Regions from separate parts of the Mus musculus genome. Here region 1 is linked to region 2. The links are chromatin loops, found by intact Hi-C in ENCODE. Cell type or tissue: left cerebral cortex. All regions are shown on one strand. Links, peaks and the distances in the headings refer to the core of each region. The heading gives the core; the rest is flanking DNA.

Region 1 (12,969 bases), core at 2,215-10,214, 520 kb after region 2:
CATGTGTGTTGTGACTAGATTTTCAAGTTTCTTATAAACCAAGTTCTATTCCATCACAGGGACATTTTTCTTATATTTTATTTAATAACAATAACACCCATGATATCTCAAGGAAGACCCAACAATGACTATAGAAATAGATATGCTAACAAGAAAGGACAAATCTCATGGGGTTCCACCCCTAGACAAAGAACTATAGGCAATACAGGCAGAAAGAAGAGTTAGTCTCTCCCAGAGATGAGACCCTTAGCTGGTTACCCAAGACAAAGTAGTCAGTACGAAAATCTCATACACACAAGCTGAAAGAAAGATGAAATTTCAAGACCTGTAAGTCATATAAAGTCCTCAGAAATTGCTGGTTGTTTGTGAACCTAGAGGCTGCCTGGGGCTGAGAAAAAAGAAAAACAAACCTGGGTATGCCCCAATAGTTAAAACATTCCTGGGAACAGCTTGACCATAAGATAAAGAGGAATGTGAGGACATAATAGAGCTATCTGAACTGAGTCAACAACTCACAGAACTCTGACACCCTGCACGTACATGTAATTTTTCTGCTGATGTTTGAATAAGCCAATAGTGTGTCGCTATGCTGAATTCCACACCCCTAAGCCCCTTACCCCATAAAAACCCCTAGCTTTCGAGCCTCGTGGCCGACATCTGTTATCTCCTGTATGGGATGCATGTTGGTCCAGAGCTCCGTCATTAAACTACCTCATGTAATTACATCAGGGTGGTCTATTCATGATTCTTTGGGTGCACACCAGATTGGGAATTGAGTGGGGGTTTCCTCACTAGGTTCTATCAAAGCCAGAATCAGCTTTGTTGTATTTATAATGAAAAGTGCCATTAATTTGAAAAGGAGTTAGGGGGGACAGGGAAGGGGTTGGAAGAAAGGGACATGAGAGACATTGAAAGAAGGGGGACTTGGGAGGGGCTAGAGGGAGGAACAGGAAGTCAGAAGTGATGTAGTTAAATTCTAAAATTAAAAAAAAAAGTATAACAATCCACAAAGCTGCTTTTCTGTTATAATAATACTGTATAATAAAAAGAAAATACATTCCAGAGAGTTTTGCTCTGTGCACTGGCTAGTTTTATGTCAACTTGACACAGGCAAGACTTACCTACACAAAACAAACAAAAAAAACAAACAAACCAAAAAGGGAACTTGAGTTGAGAAAATGCCTCCATTAGATCCTGTTGTAGGGCATTTTCTTAATTACTAATTGATGGAGGAGGGCCCAGCCCATTGTGTGTAGGGCAATCCCTGGGTTGGTGGTCCTAAGTTATATTAGAAACCAGGCTGAGGAAGGCAAGGTATGCAAGCCTATAAGCAGCACTCCTCCATGGATTCTGCATCTACTCCTGCCTCCAGGACCTGCCCTGTTTGAGGACTGGTCCTGACTTCTTTCATTGATGAGCAGTGCTGAGGAAGTATGAATCAAACTAACCCTTTCCTCCCCCATAGCAATAGAAGCCTTAACTAAGCCACTCTATAATAGGCAATGTAGGTGGTGTCTTTCAGCTACCTTTGAATCCACCTCTCCCATTGCAGATACAGAAGGCAGACAGAGAACATGTGTTCCTGTATGTCCTGGTCAACTGTGAACGGGCATTTTCCTTTTAATCAGAGCCTTCAGGCTTCATAATTTATGATGAAGTCTCCTGGAGTTGACTTCTTTTCCTTGACTCTGTCCTCACAAAAAAGAAAGGAAAACAAAACAAAAGAAACAACAAAGGCTGTGCTGTGCCTTTCATGAACATTTGTTTACGTTGCCTGTGATTCTGTGCGTCCCATACACGTGTGTCAACTGAGAAGCAGTGTGGTCCTAGCAGGAGCTTCTGAGAACAGACATGCCAGCACTTGTCCCTCCTCCAGCTTCGTCCTTCAGAGCAACAGGTCTCCCTCTCTGCAGCTGCCTAGCTGTGGGCTTGATGCAAGGGCATGCTGATTTCTATATAGGGTGCTATATGGGGCCTGGAATTAAACCTGTCGGGTAGAAAGGGCCGTTTCTTCTTTCTTTCCCTCTTCTTAGGTATTCAGTGTGGAGTCGGAAACATAGGCCAAGGCTGTGGAACAGATTTAAAGTCGATACAGATGCTTTTTAGATCTTATTGTCTAAAAAATTATATGCTCTATTGATTTAAATTCAATTTGCTACAGGTTAACTGCAAATTAGTTACAGTAGCTTTCTCCCTACCTGTGGAGTCTATTGCTTTCTTCCTCTGCAGGATTACCACATTCATTTCTGAAGGCTTAATTTATGGAAGAGAAATCCTTCATTTTTTTTTCTGAGAAAAGCTTAATAACTTCAAATAATTCAAGTGTAGCAGTGAAGCAGCCCCATGGGTTAGAAAAGGCAAATGCTCTGTGTGTGTGTGAGAGAGAGAGAGAGAGAGAGAGAGAGAGAGAGAGAGAGAGAGAGAGGGAGAGGGGGAGGGAGAGGGAGAGAGACAGAGAGAGAGAGAGAGAGAGAGAGAGAGAGAGAGAGCAGTACTGTATGAATTTGCATGGATGGATGTACCTGTATCTTGTACATATAGACGCCAAAGGTCAACTTTGGGTGTTATTTCTCAGGAGCCATCTACCTCACTTTTTGACAAAGGGTCTCTCACTGGTCCCAGAGACATACCAATTGGACTAGACACTCTGGCCCCTGAACCTCAACTATTCTTCTGCCTCACTTCCTAGGTGCTAGAATTACAACTGCGTGTCACCATGTTCTTTATCAACTTCAATCATCCATGTTTCATTGGTCAGTTGGTCAATAGCAAGTCAACCACCATAGTGGAAAGCAGAAGATATAGTAAAGGAGAAGTTTAGGAATTGAAACATTCATCAGGCATGGCTGAATCCAAAATTACATATTGAGTATTTAATTTTTCCCTTCCCATGTATGTCTTCCTTTTCTTTTTTTCTATCACCTTACTGGATGTGTGGTAACCTCTGGCTCCTCCTAATTGTGTGCCTTTGTCACTAACACATGCAGCTTTTTGAGTAGTCCTAGGGTTTGACTCTTTGGTTGTACTAACTTACATAGTTGTATTCCAAACATTAAACCAATTAGTGTGGATCGAATGACTACCTTTGCAAAAGAAATAGCATGGGGTTATGTGATCAGGGCCATCAAAATCACATGGAGATAAACTTCAGGTTGAAGTCATGTCCTAAGGTGAACTAGGTTTTGGTTTTCAGAATTTAGAAAAATAATGACTCACTTTCCTCTTTATTGCATGGTGAGCAAAAGTAACTTGGGGAAGAAAGCGTTTACATCACTTAAAATTTTCTATCACTGTTCATCCCTGAGATGTTTTCAGGGCAGGAACTCAAGGCAAGAGTCTGGAGGAAGGAGCTGAAGCGGAGGCTGTGGGGGAGTGCTGATTACTGGCTTGCTCTCCATGGTGTGCTCAGTCTTATTTCTTATACAATCTAGGACTACCTGGCCAGGAGCAGCAACACCTACAGTGGACCCTCCCACATCAATTATCAATAAAAAAAATGCCCCACAGGTTTCCATACAGGTCCATGTGATGAGGGAATTTTCTCAGTTAAGATTTCCTCTTTCTTGACTCAAGCTTGTGTCAAACTGACAGAAATGTAATCTATAGACAGTAGAAAGACAAAAACACCCAATACCTGCTTAAAGACCCTTACTGAAGATTATCTGTCCCTAATCTTGTCTTTGCCAGCTAGACTTGAGTCACTGTGTCTTCTTTCAGGACCTTGTATGCACTGAACCTCATCCCATCTAACATTCCATAACTTGCCCTGCGTCAGGCAATTCTATATCCCTTGCAAACATCTTTTACTTAGAGGCCTCTGAGGTCTCTCTCTTGCTCTGATTCCTCCTTGTTCATCTTGGTTGTACTTCTCTTCATTCTTCAAGTCCCAGAGCAAACGTCACTTCCCCTGTCCTTCCTGACATTTCTATCTTCCCTTTCATTTCCTACAGCTCTATTAGAGACTAGATAAGTCATTCTATACATAGATGTGTAGATACTGGTTGTCCTGAGCTGTGCCTTTGCATCTTTATGGAGAAAATCCTATCAAAGTGGCACTTTGATAGCTGTTTCATATGGAAGTGGGCACTCCAAAGCACCTCAATTATGAGTTACTTCCATTTATCCAGCAATGCTTCTCAGTTGATTCCCATGCTCCCCAGGAAAATTCCTGACAAAACCAACTCAATAAAGGAGGCATTTATTCTGCTGTATAGCTTAGGGCACAGTCCATCATAGCTGGGAAGGTAGGAGGTGAAGCAGCTGGTCACACTGCATCCACAGGCAAGGAGCAGAGTAATGAATGCTTGTGCCTAGCTCATTGTCTCCTTTATATTCAGTCTGGGACTCCAGCCCATGGAATGGAACCACCCACACTAAGGGTAGAGGTCTTCCTACCTCAATTAACTTCATCTAAATAATCCCTCACAGATATGGCCAGAGATTTGTTGTCATGGTGCTTGTAACTCACATCAACTTGAACACCAAGGTCAACCACCACATGAACTAAACAATCTATTTGCATCAACCTTATAAACCTGGTATTTTAGTATTTATAATTTTTCTACTTTACAAATAAAGGATATAAGACTCAGGGAATTGTGCAATTTATCCAGAATTACGCAGATTCTAAGTGCCAAGGCTTGAATTTGAATGTGGGTTGTCTTGATTCCAACGTCGAGTAAAATAACGCTGGCCTAAAACCACATCCCTAGATGGGTGGCTGTTGAGACACCAAGCACTTCCCCAGTCTGACCTGCCCCATCCTACTCCACAAGCAGTCAGTCCTTTTTTCTGGACATGGAATTTTCCAAAGCAATATATTAAATATGGAAGAAGCTATGGCCCTAGTTTTTAAGCACTTTTATCACTGATGTTGTAATTGATTGATTCAACATCTGCTGATTCACTCATGCTTGTGAGAGCTCTGTCCTAAATTAAAATAAATGAAGTGAATAGTTCTCTATGCACCAAAAGTTCATAATAAAGTTGATTAGAGTTTCAACTGTATCTGTCAGAGATGGTGAGATGGCTCAGTTAGTAAGAACGGTTGCTACTCAAGCACAAACAGCTGACATTAACCCCAGCACCCTTCTGTAAAGGTGGGTATGTCTGTGTATCATGTGTAACTCCAGTGATGGTGGGGGAAGAGACAAGAAGACTTCTAGGGCTTGCTGGCCAGATAGTCATGCTAAAACAGTAAGCCTCGAATTGAGTGAGGGACCTTTTCTCAAAGGAATACAGTGACATATAGGTGTAAACAGTATACATATGCTACACACACACACACACACACACACACACACACACACACACACACATGCACACCTTATTACTGCCATCATAGACTATGTTTATTTTCTTATATAAAGAAGACAGTTTGTCTTGCTTGCAGTAGGTGGCACTAGACTTCCCCTCCTGGCTATGGATGGAATGGATATGAGTTCTTCTGTCACTAAGTGGCTGATGCAAAGGACTCATAGCAGTACTTACACAGCTTCCTAAGAGCCATGCCACTCAGGATGAGGTAGAGGTTTTGTGAAAATTGGATCCAACATTTCCAAAGTCCTAGAACAAAGTCAAGGAGATCAAATACTGGACTTAGCTGCACAGCAAGAAATGCAATCAGATCCAAGTTCGGCAGGCTTCAAAGCCCACCTTCACAGTCACCAATCTTTTGGCAATGAATTACATAGAGCTGAGGGTTGCTGGGGTAGAGGTGAGCATGGACATTCAGATGTACCAGGAGGTAGCAGGAAGAAGACTTCCTCATGCTCAGAATCCAGGGCACAGAGGTAGGGTATGCTGGGAAATGCTTTACTCTTATAGTGAGTGCAACTAAATGCCTTGATTAGGAACAATAACTACTCATTCAACCAACATTTTATAAATCCTTTACAATGACTCAAATAATCTACAAGCTGAGAAGGACACACAAAGGCATGCATAGTATGGTGCCTCTCTCCCAGAATTTCAACAGCTACTAATAAAGAATCTAATACTGTTGAATAAGCCCCTACTGACTGAATACCTACTGCAAGATGGAGACCACTGGGCTTCATGGGAAGCTTTTCTTCTCCAGTAGAACTCGCGGCCTCATGCAGAATACTAACACAAATACATACTGACACAGCACCAGTGTGAGAAATGCTGGGGCAGCTAAATAACAAGTTTCATGGAAAACTGTAACAAGAAGGTCCAGGGGAACTCTGCTACTTATCTGGATGCTCACAACATAAAAGCTGGTATTCCATCTACAAGCATATATTTATTAATAATGCATAATCATTCTTAATAGAATTAATAATTGATAAATATTAATTAACAAGGGTATCTGTAATGTTTGGGTGGTATCAGAATTTGTAAAATTCCTATATATTCCCTACACTTGTGATTCAAATAATCCAAAAATGTATAACTTGCTTAGTCAAGTTCAACGTGAAGAAAATATATGCTTATAGATTAAAAAACACAGAAAATAGTTCCAAGAGATCATACATATATACATGACATAGATACACACACACACACACATCCACACACAGAGAGAGAGAGAGAGAGAGAGAGAGAGAGAGAGAGAGAGAGAGATGGTCCATCCTTTCATCACAGCTCCAAATTTTGTCTCTGTAACTCCTTCTATGGGTGTTTTGTTCCCATTTCTAAGAAAGGATGGACCATCTAGTGATTGCCATATGCAGGGATCCATCCCATAATCAGCTTCCAAATGCTGACACCATTGCATACACTAGCAAGATTTCGCTGAAAGGACCCAGATATAGCTCTCTCTTGTGAGACTATGCCGGGGCCTAGCAAACACAGAAATGGATGATCACAGTCAGCTATTGGATGGGTCACACGGCCCCCAATGGAGGAGCTAGAGAAATTACCCAAGGAGCTAAAGGGAACTGCAACCCTATAGGTGGAACAACAATATGAACTAACCAGTACCCGGGAGCTCTTGTCTTTAGCTGCATATGTATCAAAAGATGGCCTAGTCGGCCATCACTGGAAAGAGAGGCCCATTGGACTTGCAAACTTTATATGCCCCAGTACAGGGGAACGCCAGGGCCAAAAAGGGGGAGTGGGTGGGTAGGGGAGTGGGGGTGGGTGGGTATGGGGGACCTTTGGGATAGCATTGAAAATGTAAACGAGGAAAATACCTAATTAAAAAAGAGAGAGAGAGAGAGAGGATCCCTTGGAACTGGAGTCACAGATGGTTATAAGCCACCATGTGAGTACTGGGAACTGAACCTGGGTCCTCTGGAAGAATACCCAATGCTTTCAACCATTTCATAGTTTCTCAAGCCCCAGCAGTTAATATGTTAATCAGTTACATAGAGTTTTCTTTGGAACTTGAAAGCCAGGTAAAAGAAGAAACAAGAGCCTCTCTGCTAACACAACTCCCCAGGAGACACTACTCACAGGATGACTTATGCAAGGCCTTCTAGAAGAGAGCCTTTTAAATGAAGAGCCAAATCTGAAATGGAATTTAGTGAGCAGAGTGGAGAGGGAAGAAGGGAATAGGTGGCAGCATGATGATGTCTGAGTGGCAGGGAGGCATTAGGTATCAGAAGAACGTTAAAAGCCTATGAAGCAGGATAGGCAGGAGAAAAGAGACTGAAGATAGGAAGACCAGTGATGCCATTGATGTGGGGCCTTGTGTGCCACCTTAAGGAAGCTAAAAGTATTCAAGTGCAAAGCAGATATAGTTGAAAATTACATGTTTACATATTTATTTTGTAATATGTGTTTTGATCAAATTTACCTCTTTCCCTCCCGACTCCTCTTAGATCCACACCTAGTTTCCTACTAACCCGTGTTTGTCATCATTTAAAAATCTCAGTCCAATTTGTGCATCCCATATGATCTTGGGTGAGTAGCCTTCCATGGGAGCATGGTCAGTCTATGAAGGGATATACTTAAGGAAAACAGAGTCTCTCTTTCCTACTAGCTATCAATTCCCAATAGATTCTTAGTTAGGGATGGGACTTTGTGTCATCTTCCCTTTTTATCCTAGAATTTTGTCTGGCTTAAGTTTGTGCAGGTTCAGTGCATGCTGGTATAACTGCTGTAAGTTCATGTGTGCAATTTCCATGCTTGGTGTAGAAAACCATTTTCTTGTGGTCTTCCAGTGTTTCTGGCTCTTACCTCTCTGCTCCCTCCTACACAATGATCCTTGATCCTTGAGAAGTGAGGGTATGATGTAGCTATCCCATTTAAGGCTGACTATTTCCTCAGGCTCTTCATCTTGGTACTATGAGCCATTCTGGGTCTTGATGATTGATAATCACCAATTACTGCAAACAGAAGCTTCTTAGTGTATAAATAAAGATGTGTCATTCTGACATTCTCATATGCATACCTCATCCCACCTTGTTTATATTATATTTTCACTCAGTTGTCCCCACCCACTCTTGCTGTCCCTTACTTCTCTAAAAATAGCTCCCTTTTCATGACATATTCAGTCTACTATCCAACTTGATTTCCACTAGCCTTCCCTGTATACTTCGTTTTTCTTCTCATAGTCTCCTTTATACTTTCTTATCCTGCTGTGTTTGTATTTGTGTGTGTGTGCATGTTTGTGTGTGTGTGTGTGTGTGTGTGTGTGTGTGTGTGAGAGAGAGAGAGAGAGAGAGAGAGAGAGGGAGAGAGAGAGAGAGAGAGAGAGAGAGAGAGAGAGAGAGAGAGAGAGAGAGAATGTGTTTAAATTCTATATGTGAGAAGAAAAAGCATGTAATATTTGTCTTTCTCAGTCTGGCTTGGCTCATCTTAACATACGAATCTCTAGAGTTCTGTTAATTTTCCTATGACTGTCATCACTTCCTTATCTTTATAATTGACTACAACTCCATTATGGATCTGTTGTCACATTTCCTTATCCACCCTTCTGTCAGTGGGCATCTAGACTGGCACATATCTTGGCTTCTGTGAGTGGTGTAGCAATAACCATAGACATACAAGTATCTCTGTAGTGTACTACCTTAGAATCCTTTCAGTATATACAGCAAGAGGTGGTATAGCTGGATCAGATGGTTTCTGTATCAGCAAGGTGTACTGCATGTCTATGTGCCATCATGTCAGCGTTAGAACCTCTAGAAATATAACCCACAATGAAAATATTCAGAAAGCAATCCTGATGCAGCATAGAGAGAGGCAGGAGAGTCACTATGACAGTGAACTACAACTGTCAACTTGACACAACCTAGAATCACCTGGGAAGACAGTCTTATGAGGATTGTTTGCATTATGTCAAAATATTGATGATGAGGATTCTAAATTAATTAATGTAGGAAGACCCAACCCAATGTAGGTAGCATACTCCCTAGGTATGGAGTCCTGACCAGTGTAATAATGAAGATGGCATGCTGAGCAGTAGGAAGAAACTCATGATCACGTGTGCACACATTCCTTTCTTCTCTTGACTGTGGATGTGACTAATTGTTTGATGTTCCTGCCTTGACTTCTCCACAATGATGGACTATAGTCTAAATCTGTAAGCTAAAATATTCTCTTGCTTTCTGCCAGGTCTTATCCCAGCAACATAACTGAAATGGAAACAGAACTGAACTAAAACAGGAGAGTTGACGTATAATAAACAAATCCAGAGAAATAATAGAGCGTTATAACTCTAGATCAGGTCAGGAAAGGTGTGAGATGTGCCTGGGAACCTTTTGCTTTTAAAACCATATCACAAAAATGCAGTGTCACAGTAAGGAGTCACATCAAAAGAACACATGAGCCAGCTCACAAAGGCTCTCAGTGCTCAAAGATAAGATCATCTGAACATCAAAACAAGTAACTGTTAATTGACAAAGATTTCAGATAATAAATAAAAGCATGCAGGTTTGTTATGTGGTAGGAAAAAAAAATACCATACTCACACAAAAGCCTAGAGTTAGCTCATTATCAGTCTCGGAATTAACTTGTCGCTCTGAAAATTGACAGTTGTGAAAAATGATTAAATATTTCATCCCCCTTTCTCAGGCAAGCATTATGTAATATGACAAAGTAGTCCTCATTAAGGAAGAAAACTCTTTATTGAAAATTTTCAGTTAATAAAGGTAGGAGGATTGAAGAAATGTCAGAATTAGAAAAATCACCATTTTGTAAGTGCTAATGAAATAATTAAAGATTATCAATGACATTTTAAATGAACATTCTAAAATATGTGGAAAATATTCACTTCTGGAAGGGAAGGATATTATATTCAGTATACATGGTGCTGGGTTTCATGGTGACAGTTTCTTTTAAGTATATTAAGTATAGATGTCAGTCTAGATGCACACTGACAAAAGGGTAGATGAGGAAATGTGACTGTATTCACCTGTGTGCCCTCCTGTTTCTCCCTTGGCTTTTCCCATCCCACTGTCCTTCTGGGTGGTAAGATCCCTCCCATCTAAACCCACTGCTAGATTTAAGTGTGAGTACTACACAAGTATCCAGAAATTTTTATTGATCAAAGCCCGATGAAATCTGTGGTGCTGGGCTGGGGATCTCTAGCTCAGTTGTTGAGAACTTGTGTACCACTTGGAGGGCCCTTAATTGGATTCCCAACATTGTAGTTATGCGAATGAAGACACAGCATTATGTGTGAAGTGTCCTTCGTATGAAAAGCTAAGCATGCAGGTAATTGAGTCCTTAAAGCTAAAGTTTAACATCTGAGGAGCATACAGGGTAGAGAAACAAGCAAAGTTCCATCACAGATAAATAAGCAGGAAAAATCAAGAATGTGAATTTTCTAAAACATTATCTTCAGCTAGACAACAGAACAAAGGAGGATAGGATCATCGTTGTGCTATATTAAAGGACCCAAAGAGAGTTAGCCAGTGCGCAGATTATATGTAGGGACCATTTGGATCCAGTCAGTTGTAAACTTGTATTTTCTTATACAGTCTGAAAATATGGGAATAATGGATAAAGAAATCATGAATTGTTGTTAATTTTGTAAGAGTTTGCAATGACATTTTTGTCACTAGAGAGAATATCTGTATTTTATAAAAATGCACGCTGAAGCATAAGACATGAGGTCTGAGATTTGCTTGGAAATAATTAGTTGAAAGGGGAGCCTCATATATAAAAAACAGTGGGCTAAGTCAAGACAACGATTGAAGCTGGATGAAGAATGTGGGCATTTACTATTCTGTCTCTCTTATATGGTTAAAATGCATGATGAAAATACAGGGCTATAGCCCCCAGGCATCTAAGACAGGCATTCTCAACAAATGAGTGATGGGATTATTTTATTAGAAGACAAAGCATCACCGCAAGGGTCCACAGATGCTGAGGATCCAAGTCTTGTGCTCTTTCCAAAGCATTTCCTCTTTGCTCCTCTGGGATGCATGGAAAGGCTTGGGAAGTGGCTCCAGCTCTAGGAAGAAGCAGCCATGCTTTCTTACTTAGAATATATACCATAACCCTAGAACAGGAAGAGTGCTGTAGTTTAACAGTTCCTAGAGGGAGGTGGCTCCCGACCACTGAATTGAGCATTAGTAAGGGATTTATTCACTGGCTAAACGTCAGACTAGGTCCTGATTTCTGGTTTTTGCTGAGCCACAGCAATCCCTGGATGCCAAGAATCCACATGTTCTACCTGTTCTCAGTTCTGCATAACACTGAGTACAAGAGTATGAATTGTTTTATGAGATATTTCCTTAAAGATCATTTCTGTTATTTTTGAGGTCATACAATAATTAAATTATTCCCCACATCCTTTTCCCCCTTCCAAGCCTTCCCAAATAACCCTCCTTCGTCTGATCCATAATCATGGCCTCCTTTAAAAATTAATTATTACATGCATATATGTATGTGTATATACTATATATTCCTAAATACATAAATACACTGGCCAGTCTGCAGGTTACTTATGTATATGTTTTCAGGTCTAATCATTTGCTATTGGGTAACCTATTGGTGTGCTCTTCTGTGGGAAAGGCCATTTCTCTCACTCTTAGTATTTCATAGTTCCTTGCAGTTCTTTGTGTAGTATGGATCTGGACACCTTATAGCCCAATGGGCAAATCTGTACAATGGTACTTTCTTTTAGACCTTCTTTTCCTGTGTAATTTTCATAAGCTTCCTCTGGTTCAGAGGAAGTGGGCATTGTAACACAACTGGAACCTAACTCCTTCTCTATACAGTGAAGAGCAGCAGGCATCACTGCATGGAAGGCTCCTGTTAATGCCTTACAAAAGTTACATTATTTGATGTGATGCAAATCTTAATAGAATCAAATGATCTGGAGCACTGATTGTAGAAAAGGACTGGCCCAAGGCAGCATGGAACTCAATTAGCTCCTTCTACTTCTCCAGAAACCCAAAGAAAAATGGGAGATGCTTGACCTCCTAGACTCCGGGCCTACTCAAGGCTGAATTTCCCTGGGCCTCTTACTATCCAGATCACTGAGAACCATGAAGTCTGGTGACTTCTGTCCTGGGCTCCCTGTCACAATGGTCAGTCTTCCCTGCCTGTAGCAAGTAGAATTTCTGCTCCCACAAGAGGCTACTTAGTCTTGAACCCAAGTCCATGAGCATTCATCAAATCACACCGGAGTTCCTTCACTGTCCCAAGTGCTTGGGAATTCGGGGTATCCAGAGACCTTACTTGTGATAAGTCTAACCACGCTTTCTTTCCCTACTTTGCCCAGGAACATTAGAGACAAAAGTCTGTTACATTATACTCATCAATTTGATTAGCATATAACATATCCTCTATATTGTCCCTCTGCTTGTCTCTTGTTAACCACTGACGTAGAAGTATTCTATGCACTTGTGTTGGTGTGCTATAGGTTGTCTAGACAACTGGACTGACCCGGTATAGCTAGCTCTTCATGGTTTCCAAAAACTTCTTAGTTTTCTTAATCAGAAAAGCCATTTTTAAATTTTTGTTAGTTTTCTTAATCATAAGAACTAAGGCTTTCCATGACTTCTCTCCACATACAGTCTACATACATAGATTCTATTATTTCTGCTTCTC
Region 2 (12,969 bases), core at 2,649-10,648:
GAAGTCTTTGTGCAGTGCCACCATGGAACACCAGGAAGTAGGTACCAAGGTTGACATTGCTGGCACCTTTGAAGCTGAGGGCCTTTAGGGACACCCAGGGAGTTGCCTTGGTGGTTCCCACCAGTGCATATCTGCTCTTCCCAGGGAACAGCAACTAAAGCTATGAGGAAAGCCAGCAGCCAGGAGGCGATTTACCAGTATGATTTATATGAGAGGAGAATCAGAGAGGTTAAGATTCTTGCTCCAAGCCACACAGCAAGGAAGCAACAGAGGTAGACTTTTGTCTTATATATTGAAGAATTATGTCTGCAAATGGTACCCAAAGGGCTAGGAGTTTGCCATTCATTTTTCTAGCCAGCCAAACATATTTGCTGGACATAGTGCAGTCTAGAGGCTGGGGAGGGCACTCAAGGGGATGCCCAGGCTATGTGACAAATCCACACAGCTTCAGGTAACCCCACCTCTCAGGAAGTCTATAGCTAGTAGACCATGAATACGGTGACCTTATCAGCTGCTTGTCCTGGGAAGCAGGAAGCACTGTTCCTTGCTTCTGAGACAGTCTTGGAGAGAGTGGGAATGTTTCAGTCTGGAGTCTTCCTGGGCTGAGACTTTTTACTTCTTCCCTTAAAAAAAAAAAAAAAAAAAAAGATCCTGTTCATCATGGGAAGCTCCAAACAGGTATCAGAGTGGTAAGAGCAGTATCTTGTTGCCAGGTTCCTCAGTCCAGTCATGGGCGCCAACTATTGGCAAACCGAGCTCAGTTTCCTCCCAGCTATACCCTGCCTCTCTCCCACCTCTGGACGGTCTCCAAGATAATCTCCCATATCCTATCATTTCACCCATAAATATTTCAAGCTGTGGAGGATGATGGGACTTTTAAAGAAAGAACCAAGTCCCATGATCACTTCTAAAACATGTGCATTAATTCCAGCCAATGTTCAATGTTCAGTTACCTTCTCCCCTTTTAAAGAGTCCGTCCAAGTTAGGATACAGACAAAGATGTGGTTAGTCTTTGACTTTCTCCCGAGCTGTCAGTGCACCCTGTATTTTTGGTAACCTGGTGAGTGTGATCCTTGAGGCTTGAACACATTCTGGTTGGAGGTTTTGGAGTGTGGTATCTGGAAGCACAAATCAAAGGGCAGCCTGCTGAGTAGCATGTGTGTGTGGGTGTGTATGTGTGTGTGTGTGTGTTTGTGTGTGTGTGTGTGTGTTTGCATATATTTGTGTCTGAGAGTGATTCTCCACACCTTTGGTCACTTCCAAAAGCCTTTGCTCTGTGCTCTCTGGCTTCTCTTCTAGGCTTCTTGTCCAAGACAGGCAATCAATAACTCAAAAGTGTCTCCTGAGGTTCCTGGAAAACCTTAGGGCAACAGAAGCTGGTCTCACTCAGGAGGTAGAATTCTACTGTTCTCCCCCAACCCCATAGACAAAACAGCATTCCAACCTTGAATTGTGTATGTGACAGGCAGAGCAAAGGAGGTTAGGCTTAAAAAGAGTCACAAAGACTATGAAGTTTTGAACCAATGAGAAAGTTTGGAATGGAATGCAGAGGTAGGGAAGGACCCAGGGGTATGCACTGGTTAATGCCGATACCAATGTCACTAGATTGAGAGTTACCTGGGGGTTGGGGGGAGGTGCCCTGCTAGGATGTTTCCACAGAGATCTAACTGAGAAAGACGTACACTGAATTTAGATGCCACCATCCTGTGAACTGGGGACCTAAGACTAATAAAAAGAGACAGAAAGAAAGCAAACACACAGGACTAGCATTCATCTCTCTCTTCTTCTTGACTAAAGACAGGATGTGGCTAGCTACCTCACACTCCAGCCTTTCTCCAGTGATGGACCATAGACTGAGCCAGAGCAAATCCTTCCTTCATTAAGGTTTGGTCAAGACACAGACTGAAGAGAGAGAGCGAGAGAGAGAGAGAGAGAGAGAGAGAGAGAGAGAGAGAGAGAGAGATCAGTTACTAACTACTACACAACTACTACATACTACAGCCCAGCTGGTGGGTACCAGAGGGGAAAAATGGTGATCTATATATCATGTCCTATTGACAAGACAGATGGCAACCAGGAGAAGCCACCTGCAGCTGGTTTTGGGGAAAATCTGGCACTAGAGTGCAGATAATTCATCTAGAGAATCACTGAGCTGTGAACTCGCTAAACTGTGTCTGCTGGAGGCCCTGTGCTTGGCTGACGTGGCAGTGTAACAGGCAACTGAGCCAGATGGTTCAAAAGTAGCTATGGACCTGGGGTCTCCTTGTAGTGGGCCACAACACCGCAGAGGCCTGGGTCTGCAGCATCTGGGATGGCTGCGCTCACTCTCTGAGCACATTCCTAGCCGCAGAGAGGGCCATGCATTTAGTAAGGCACAGCCCGCATTCCATTGCTCACTCTGCTCTGTCCAGCATCTGTTCTAATGGACCCTGGTGCTCCTGTGCATTCTCACCTGTCAGGATGAGGCTGATCTTCTTTAAGAGCCAAGGTTGCTGATGTGGAAAGGGGTAGATGGTGTGGTATAGGAGATGCTAGAACTCTGGTTCCAGATGGGTGTGGCTTTTAGTCTTGGCCTTACTCCTGCCGGTGGGATTTGGGTGCAGACAGGTGACAACTCAGCCATTCTAAACCTCAGTTACTTCTTTTGCCAAATGGGGGTACGCACTACCTCCATAGAGTGGCTTCAAGGATTATAAAGGATAATGTAAAGACAAGGCACTTGGTATCTACTCAGGGAAGCAAGCAAGCGTGCACAGTGAGTTTTGCACAGCCCTTGTCATTCCCAGGTTGGATGACGTCTGGCTCCGAGCTGGCATTCACTATCCAGAATGGGCTGTAACACTGAGACCTGGGGGGAATCTGTCTTTAAACTGCTTTTCCTACGCGTGGAATGCGCTTCCTTCTGCTTCCCTCAGGCCAGACCGTGAGTCCCAGCTGCTTGCCATGGTGGATGCTGACCCCTCCACACAGAATTGTATTAGAGGTTTTCATTTCCTGGGTCCTTGCCTGCTTCTAATTACTGTACCTACCCTTAATCAGATGAACGTGAACTGAAGGAATGGAAGCCACCTGGCCTTGCTGGGTTGGCGTGGAAACTTTCAATCTCCTGAACAACAAACATTTTGGTGATGAACTTTTGACCACAGGTGCATCTCCATCCCCCCACCCCCCGCCCCCAAACATCCTTTGCTCAAAGGCAGCAGAGAGAGGACACTCAGGCTCTCCGTCAGGACTGAAGATGCTGTTCTGTGCCTCAGATTTCTCATCTGTAAAATGAGAGGTTCAGACCCCACCACCTCTGGAGTTTGTTCATTACTTTGGTGAATTTCATACTTGTAGAGAACATTTAAATCGCCCAGGTTTAGGGTGAGCTGCCAGGCAAGGTGGCAGGGTTTTATGCCTGAGCTTTTGAAGTTTGCTTCTCTAAGGTTGACTGTGGGCGAGTGGTTAGGTTTGGTGATCCTTCAGGAAGTGCAGCGTTGAGCAGTGACGAGCTGGATTGGTAGTTGGCATGAAAACGTATTTCCATCTTAAAGATGTTCTGACTGGGTTTCACTGCATCCTTTTTAAGTTGTCCTGAGCCTGGTTTATCTGGAGAGGTTTTCAACATTTGACGTTCAGGCTGTAGCTTGAAACTGATGCAAAGGGATTCTGGGTGGCAGCGGCAAGGCATCGATGTTCTGTAAAGATTGCCCATGTGATCCAGTGTGAGTACAACATCAACAATGGAACACTGTGCCCCAAATGTGACAAGGGAGGGCAAGGGTTCCTGGGAACGTGCATGCTGACTCAGCATAAATTGGCAATCCGTTCAATGACAAGTCTCATCTTAAACAGTGACTTTTAACTTTTTTAAAACTTGGGCTTAATGATAAAGGCCACATATAAATAAATCGCAGAGTTGAGCATTAGGCCTTTAAACTGTGTGTTTCGGAGCCTCCTCTAAGTTCTCCGCCATCTAGCTGGTGGCTTCTGTAATTTCTTATGATGCATGATGAGTCACACTAACCTCATGGGCAGGAAGGCTATCTGAAAGTTGGGAGAAGATGGCACATAGCGTTGTGCCCTGGAACAGAGGTCATGGTCATGCCTGTGGTGACACCTGATTTGCAGCTTCCCCGGCTGCAGGTTGAACATGCTCTGTATCCTTATTTGCTTTTGGGTTTACAGCCTCAGAGACTTCCCTGTGATCTGATCTCTAGTCTAGCATGCAGGACCCTTTGAAACTCCAGTCTAGATCTACCCTAGGTCTATTCACAATATTATATTTTGCTCCTCTCAATTTCCATTTTTCTTGTTGTTTAGAAAAATGAGTTCCTGCTTAAATGGGGTCTTGGCCTGACCCTCTCTAAAGGACAGAACGTTAAGGGTACTTGTGGTTTCTTTCTTTCTGGAATCCTAAGAACATGAGCATATTCCATACACAACTTATATCGACTACATCATTAATGATCCCCTCCCCTCCCTGATATCAAAGGGGCCCGATAGATCTAATAGATCAGTTTTATATTGGTAAGTTCTAAGAAGACAGTTTTTTATTTTAATGTAGGGAACAAATAAGATATGAAACACACCTCAGAACTTTTAGCATCACAATGCCACGGGGTCATTAGCCAGCAGGGAAATTTACATCGACAGCACAGTGAGGTTCCACTTCATTCCTCCTGGGAGAGTTACAACAAAAAGATGGACCAGTGCTGAAGGGTAAGGAGAAAACACAAACCCCACACATTTCTTGGAGGAATTACAAAGAGTCCTGTGTCTTTGAAAACAGTCTTGTTGTTCCCCAAAAGGTTAAATAATAATAGCCTGATGCTGGCAGAAGAACAGACAAGTAGACAGATGGGACGGAAGAGTCGAGCAATACATTCATGATATGGTCAGTTGATCTTTATGGATATCAAGGACAGTCATGGAGAAGGAACTGGTGCACCAAAAATTACTGTTGGAAAACTGGGTCAAAGGTGACCTATGGGGTGTGATAAAATATCCACAACCCATGTATTAGATATAGGGTTAATATTCAAACAAACAGAAGATAAATTAAAAGAGTGGGCACATTTGGGTTATCACCCAGCAATTTAGACCTAGGTATATAGACAACATATAGATGGCTGTTCATGGCAGCATTATTCATCATAGCCAAAGAGGAAACAAGCCCACACAAAGTCATTGTCCATGAATAAATCAACAAAATGTGCTCTAGCCCAGCAATAGAATAGTAGCTAGCCTTTACAAGAAATTATTGATAGATTCTATAACATGAGTAAACTTTAAATATATTATTCTCTGTAATTGCAAATCTTGGTTAAAAAAAAAAGACAAATGAAATGTAGGATTCTATCTTATAAAATATCCACTGTGGGAAAAAAAAATCTATGTAGACAGACAGACATATGTAGATCAGCTATATTCAATGTGTGGAAAGAAGGAAGAAAGGACTACATCTGCTTTGTATATGGGGTCTTTCTTGACAATATCAAAACAGTTCTGAAATTAGAGTGATTATGATTGTATAATTCAGATAAATATGAAAAATCATTATGCAGTATCTTTTAAAATAGGTGAATTGAACTCCAGCCCAACCAGAGCTACACAGTAAGAACCTATTAAAAAAAAACGTGTGGTGTATGTGTGTGTGGTGTGTGTGTGTATGGTGTGTGTGGTGTGTGTGTGTGGTGTGTGTGTGTATGGTGTGTGGTGTGTGTGTGTGTGTGTGTGGTGTGTGTCAGGGTTGGGGAAATAGAGAAATATATACATGTATCTGCCTACCTACTATATATACACACATATATAAACACACACATATACATATATATGTATATACATATACCTATACATATACATATACATATACACACATATAATATGTGTGTTTGGTAAGTAGGTAGGCAGATACATGTATGGATAGATACAGGTGAAACATCACAAAGCCCAAAGGAAAACAGTAGCAAAGGAGACTTGTAAAGGAATAAGGACACCCTCTTGCTTAAGAATTGAAATGGATACCACCCATAATCACCTGTAAGATCAATTTAAAGTGCATTAAACATTTTGACTTCTACCTTGTGTGAAGCTCTTGCTAATCCCTCACTCCCCTGGGGGAATGCGAACATCTATCTGTTCCTCTGAGGTCATGCTGACAAGCCAAAATTCAGTTCCACTGATCCATTTATTGGGAACACTCACAAGGAGCACGGGGAAGAGGTTAAGTACAGGTGTATTTGTGAGCCCAAAGTAGCCGTGGTGGAAAGGTCACACCGTGTGGGCTTTGGTTTCCCTATAGCCACAGAGATGGAGTGGGTCTCCTCTCCATTAGCCTTCCCAGCACGTGCTGTGACACCTTCTGGAGACCCTGAGAGCACATGTAATTAGGGTGGAATCTCTTCAAAATGATGGGGAAGACTGTCTGGAAGCTGAAGTGAGGATCCAATGACTCTGCCCACGTACTTCTTCTGTGAGGAATGTCAACACTCCACATCATGCCAACACGCCAGCAGTCATGACAAACTCTAAAATAGACACAGCAGATCTCATCAAGATGGTGGCAGGGTGGCTCAGTCTACAGCAGGTGTCTTGTGGGAGCTTCCTCTTCCTGGGGTGTCTGGCTTTAGAGCGAGACTCTTCAGGGCTTGGTGCAGAGAGACCAGGGAAGTTTCTCTGAAACAGAATCAGAATCAGAAATGTCCTTAGTTTACCAAGAAGATAATAACTGAGCTGTCACTGGCTATAAACAACCTGACAAGTCCTAGTTAACCAAGAAGATAATAACTGAGCCGTCACTGGCTGTAAACAACCTGACAGTAGGAACCAAGTCCTAGTTAACCAAGAAGACAATAACGGAACCGTCACCGGCTGTAAACAACCAACGGTAAGAATCAGGTCCCAGCAGCTCACATCCCTAGGATTGAGCCTGGTGCCTGACACACAGTGGGTGTTGAAAAATCTTTTACTAAATTTTAAATGTCAGCTAGTATGCTGTAGTTACACAAAGAGGCTTGAGCAGAACAGGAAGTCAAATGTCACGTAAACAATCACATGTGTGATTGTAAACAACAGAATATCTGGACAAAAAATCTGTAGGGAGGCGTGGAGTTATCAATGACTAAATGGCCACAGGAACACCCTGTGACCTTTTCCTAGGTTCACATTTAGATTCCCATTTGCGGGGACACACACACACACACACATGCACACACGCACACACGCGCACACACACCCCTCTATCTCTGTCTCTGTCTAAGAATTAGGTTACCCTGTCACCGCTTGCTTCAGATGGTCAGGACCAATGAAATAAAATTACTTATCCTACTGCCCTTTTTGTTGAAGGAGCAAAGACCAAATGGACAGGGCATCCTCGGCGACAATCTTGAAGGTCGAATACCATCCACTGGGAGAGCAAAGTGTGGCTGGGAGAAGGGACTCTTTGCTGCTCCCGAGGGGGTGATACTGAGAACGTTCACTTCCCTTTGCTCCCACATCTTCAAGGTTTCTCAGCCAGGGACACAGCACAGGTTCCCCACCATCGCACACCAGGAAGCTAGGGCACTTCTGTCCTTGGTTTTCCCCATCACTGTGTTTGGTGTGTGCTGCCTCTTCATCCATCAGCCTATTAGATATGCCTCCACTTAGATGCTCCACAGAGCCTGACAGTCCACTAACTCAAAGATGATCTTGTGGCCTTCCCCTCCCCTCCTCCTCTTGTTCCCTTCTGTATGTCCTTTCTAGAGTCTGACATCACACAGGCTCCTGCATCAAAAGACCCTGGTCCCTCCCTCAGCACTGAATGCCACAACCTAGTCTGTTTGGCTTCCTTTATCACCCAGTCCTCTGGTCCATCTTCTATCCTGTGACCAGACTATTACTGTTTTCTTTTTGTGCATATGTGTGCATGTGTGTGTGTGTGCATTCAGGTGTGTGTGTGTTTGTGTGTGAGTGAGTGTGTGCATTCAGGTGTGTGTGTGTTTGTGTGTGAGTGAGTGTGTGCATTCAGGTGTGTGTGTGTTTGTGTGTGAGTGAGTGTGTGTAGAGACCAGAGGATAACCTTGGGGGTCCTTTTTCAGGAGCTGTTCACCATTTTAGTGGGAAATGCTGCTCACCAAGTAGGCTAGGCTGGCTGCCCATCAGCCTCAGAATCACCCGTGTCCGCTCTCCAGTGCAGGGATCACACGCATTTGACACCACAGCCAGCATTTTCACTGGACACTGAACATGTTATAAAACCAAGTGTCTTACTGCCTGAGCTGTTTTCCTCTGCACATCAGATAATCCCAGAGTGTTAAGTTGGTTCTCTGTTTCCTAGCTCAGTGGACAGGTGCAGCTCACGGCTCCAGCCCTCATCCAGAAGTCTCATGGGAGGGCATGGTCTTACTGCTCATCCTGTGCACACCTCTCCATTGGACTTGGCTCTAGGCTCAGCTCCTGTCTGAAATACTGTAGTGGGAGTTTTGATTTCTTCAAAAAAAATCAGTTATGTTACGTTTTAATCCCAGGGGTGGGGTATGGGGCTGCTTCAGTTTGTCCACAGCTGTTAGCTATGGTTGTCTCATGCTCTAGGAGGGCTGTCATTTTTGTCAACTGCAGATAGTTTAATCCTCGGAACTTTGGAGAGGAAATAAATGCCAGAACCCGGAGAAGGGTGGGAGGCATTCCAAAGAAGAAAGAGGCTGTTGCTGGCCCTTGCTGGCCCTTGCTGGTCCTGGCTGGTCCTTGCTGATCCTTGTTGGTCCTGGTTGCAGTTACGGCTTGCTGAGAAGTTGGAGTGATCCTGATGATGAAGATTGGACTTGCTCCAAGAAATACGATGCCCCCTTCCCCTTTAACCTTCTTTCTTTCCTATCTTAGTGACGGGGGCGGGGTTTGAAAGGGATTAGCGTGGAATAAGGGTTGGAAGAGAAGAAAAAGGTATAAAAACCCAATAAAATATTTAAAAAAACTATGCCAACTAAACACTTGCTGCTTTCTTTCTCCAGTCTTTATCCTCCCCCTTGTAAGACTCTACTGCATCAAGGCCAAAGTAGAGAGTTCCTGCAGATAACCCCTCTACACTTCCCACCCCCATGTATTCTCTGTATGATCGATGGTGTCTGGAGACGTCACCAAGCCCCCATTTCTGTCTTGAAAGTGTGGAAGTTACAATGCCTGCTTCCCAGGCTACTCTCAGAGTTGGACAGAGTGGTCTGTATAAGTCTCCTGGCACATGGAGACCATCAGTGCACTCTCAGTGTACTTTGAACCCACAGGCTACTCTGACTCATGTCTTCATCCCGGGCCGGTGATGCTAAGTGTGTCCTTGCTTGTGTTTATGAAACAGAATGAAGCCTGGTGAGGATATGTTGAAACTCTTCAGTTTCTAGAATAGCAGAACAGGGGAGAGATAGCAGACTTCTAATGGGTCCACCGTTCACCACTGTGTCTCAGTGAATGTTTGTAGACTAATGGAGCTGTTGCCTATGGATGGTGTGACTGGGAATAAGTGGAGAGTGCTCTGAACCTCAGTGCAGAGGAGCATGGAGTCCTGGGCACACTTACAAAGGATGCTGGAAACAAGGAGTCCTGGGCACACTAAGTTCTCAGTTCCTTAGCATCGCATTCTGGAATTGTGATTTTGCTTATTTATGGGAAAACATCCTGAATAGTTGTATGATAATGTTTTATTTTATTTTATTTTTTTAAAATTCATTTGCCCTCCTGATCAGAGCCTCCCTCCCTCCCTCCTTCCCTCCTCTCCTCCCAGTCCTCCACTTACAAATCTTAAGTAAAAACTTATGGATTCTTTGGAAAGTCAGTTGTATTAGATGGTGTTTTGATGGGGCAAACACATGAAGGAGTTTTCCTGAAGCAGACACAGGTGAAAGGATGTTTTGCTAAAGCAAGAACGTGAAAAAAAAAAAAACATGTGATGAAGGATTGTTTTTCTAATGACATGCATTTATTGATTCGCCTTACACTGCATAGTTGAGCTGCATTTGTCAGGACTCCATAGAGAGAAACACATCAAAAACTGCGGCTTTTTGCAGCTTCCTCAGACTCCGGCCAATTGGTGGAGTGATGTCAGCTGAAACAGACTCAAGTGGAGTTTTGCCAAGACGGACTCATGTGCTGAGGCAAGACACGTGGTGAGGCAAGATCGGTGGAGGACAGGTGATGTTTGGAAGGAGTATAAGTAGAACTCAAGGGGTTGTGACAGGCGCTGGCTTATATAGCTAGCTTTGCAATGTTTTGTTGGTCTTGAGTCTTCTCTGAGAGAGGCACTACAGAGAACCTTTCACGGCTTTCCTGTTGGTCCTGGTCCCTCCTGCTGACTCATGCCATTTTGGCTGAAGCCTAGCTGTTCCTGCTAGATTCTGCTACCACCGCTGCTCTCCCGACACCACTGAACTAAACTGTGGCATATTCGTGAAGGGTTTGAGTGGATCCAGCTGCTGACTTGTGAACCGAGGTTCACTTACCCCATATCATAATATCCTTTCTTTTACACTACCTCTGGTGGGTGGTGGGCTAGAAGGGAGGTTAAAGTGTTTAAGAACCATCATTAAAAGTAGGCTTTGAAAAAATTAAAGTTATACAAATCCTTCCACCCATGTGGTTCCCTCCCCTCTCCTCAGAGAAGGGGGAGCCCCCTTTGGGTACCACCCCACCCTGGAATGTCTACTCCAGCAGGACTAGGCATATCCTCTTCCACAGAGGCCCAAGCAAGCAGTCCAGGCAGGGGGAAGGGGGACCTAATGGCAGGGAACAGAGACCGAGACAGCTCTGGTTCCCCTTGTTAGGGATCCCACGTGAAGACCAACCTGCAAATGTGTAGGGGGCTTAAGTCCAGCTCCTGAATGCCCCCTGGTTGGTCACCCAAATCTTTCAAAAATTGAAACAAGTACTCAAGAAATGTGTGTGCTACAAAGTGCATAGCCTCTTGTCTTATTGAAAGTTCTTGGGTTAAGTCTCTGAGTGTAGTGGTGTACACCTGTAACTTCAGCTCGTGGATGACCGAGGCAGGATGATTGTAAGATTTAGGCAACCCTGGGCTGCATAGCAAGATTTTGTTTCAAATAAAAGAGGAAGTGTCACCATCTAATTTGCTGTTAGTTACAGCAAACATTGGTGGTCGCAGCAGTGACTTTTCTAAAAGTAATGGTGATTGGCCTGTTGGCAATGAGCTTGTTTTAAAAGGAATGGTGATTGGCCTGTTGGCAATGAGCTTGTTCTCAGCAACATTATCCTTACTGCACAGCCTAGCTGTAAGTGAAATACAAGCACTGTGGCCCAGCTATGGCTTTATTTCAATGCAGTGACTAAGTTTAATTAGAGAAAGACAAATACTTCCCTGTCTGGAAATTGCAACATCTTTCTTCTTTAAATGTCACCTGTGTCTGACTTTGAGTTTGGAGAATTATGTGTTCAAAGCAGATGCGGGCCATGTAGAAAGCCGTCCTTCAATGGATTCTTCCTGATTTTGGTTTTTAAGCCACAGTTTATCATGGAGATCCACAGGGCTTTGTCTAGCACTTGACATCGATTGATCGACTGATTAACGCAATATGTGGTATTTATGTAGTATTTACTGTGCTTTCTGTTTCATCGGTAGAAGACTTTCTGCATTTAGCTCTTGGCATCATAATCTATCACCCCAATGGTGTCACGATCTCGGGAGTAACTTCTTGAATGACATTTATATCTCTGGAGTGGCTTAGCTTGCAAATGACTGGAGAACACAGGATTAAGAAAAGGGCTCCCACTGTTTGGATTTCATGCAGAATTACAATAATGGCATCCTTAAAAGTAAATTTTTGTCTCTTCATTAAAACACTCCCAATTTCCCAATACCTCCATTATCTGACTACCCCATCCTTTTTTGTCTTAGGTGTTCTTTCCACTGTTGCAGAAGCAGGGGTGCTCTGTGTAGAATTTTACTATCCCTAAGTAGACACTTTGAGAAAGATTCTATGTGCAATGTTGAAGTCTTCCTAAGAGACTCCCCTTGCCCTAATAAACCCACTGAATTCTTACTGTTTTCTTTGTCTCTTTCCTACTTTCTCTGTACAAGCAAGACTGTAGAGATTATTGCCCATTGCTCATTCAGTTTTGCTAGTGAGCCTTGACCAGGAGCTTTGGTCACGAATCCTACTGAGGCACATGATTTCCCAGGTGTCTGTAATAAGCTCTGCTCTGTTATAGGTGACAGACTGAAGCAAATGGATTCTCCGAGGAGGTCTACAGCAAGGAGCTGGAGCTGCTGTTGTTTTATTGAGTTATCCATGCTGTTTGGCACAAGAAGTTACTGCTTCTCTGCCTGTCCTTATTATTTTGAAGTTTAGACCTTTTATTATTATTATTATTATTGGTGATGGTGATTGGAACAGGTTTTAAATAAGATATGCAATTATCTTTATGTCATGTTCATTTTGGTTTAATGGCCTATTCTGTATCATAATGGGCTAAGTCAGCAGAAGATGATGTCCCTTTGCTTGAGAGAGCTAAGGTCTCCTCCATACACAAAGTATTTGAGGTAATTCCAGGCAACGTTGAAACCACCACTTTGGAAACACATCCATCCCTCTTCCCCTTAAAACTGCTTAACCACATGGCACTTTTCTGCATGCCCAGATAGAATTTGATTCCAGCCTTCCTTTGTTTTCGTCTTGTTGATTGCACTGTGTAATTTTGGTTGCGGATGCCTCCCCTATCTTTTAAATACGTTCACTCTTTGCTGTCTGCAAATTTCCAAACTCAACCAAGTTTGCGTTTTCTAGAGGCACTGTGTTTGGAGTTTTGCAGAGACAAAGAACAGAATTGTATTTATTATCCGTATCTAGATGACGGACTAGTGAGAGGCTGTTTGCAGTAAAGACATCCAACTAATCCAGCCCTTATGGGATCTTTCCTTCATCCATAGAAAGTTTTGGATTCTGCATAACAATTTTAAACTAAGTTTTAGATTTGAAATTTATTTTTAGATTTATATATTTTATC

The links. Hi-C counts contacts between places; a loop is a spot of excess contacts. Peaks named below come from ENCODE experiments on the same cell type or tissue, not always from the same donor. Only the 100,000 strongest peaks of a DNase experiment are listed, where the experiment ranks them.
Region 1: a loop joins it to region 2, with 2.6 times the contacts of the local background. A loop is called at or near these places in 3 of 42 quality-filtered maps.

What each region holds. Positions count from the first base shown.
Region 1 is chr19:54,526,509-54,539,477 of GRCm38, reverse strand. The region is part of intron 1 of Gm31301 (a long non-coding RNA gene); the gene reads right to left. Among named protein-coding and RNA genes, the nearest start is that of Gm31301, 67 kb to the right of the region's middle. In left cerebral cortex, for the core only: a CTCF peak has its summit at 5,421 (motif pointing right); a DNase peak (open chromatin) is centred at 5,416.
Region 2 is chr19:55,046,894-55,059,862 of GRCm38, reverse strand. No RefSeq gene overlaps it. Among named protein-coding and RNA genes, the nearest start is that of Gpam, 46 kb to the left of the region's middle. In left cerebral cortex, for the core only: no CTCF peak of the experiment used is centred there; a DNase peak (open chromatin) is centred at 6,515.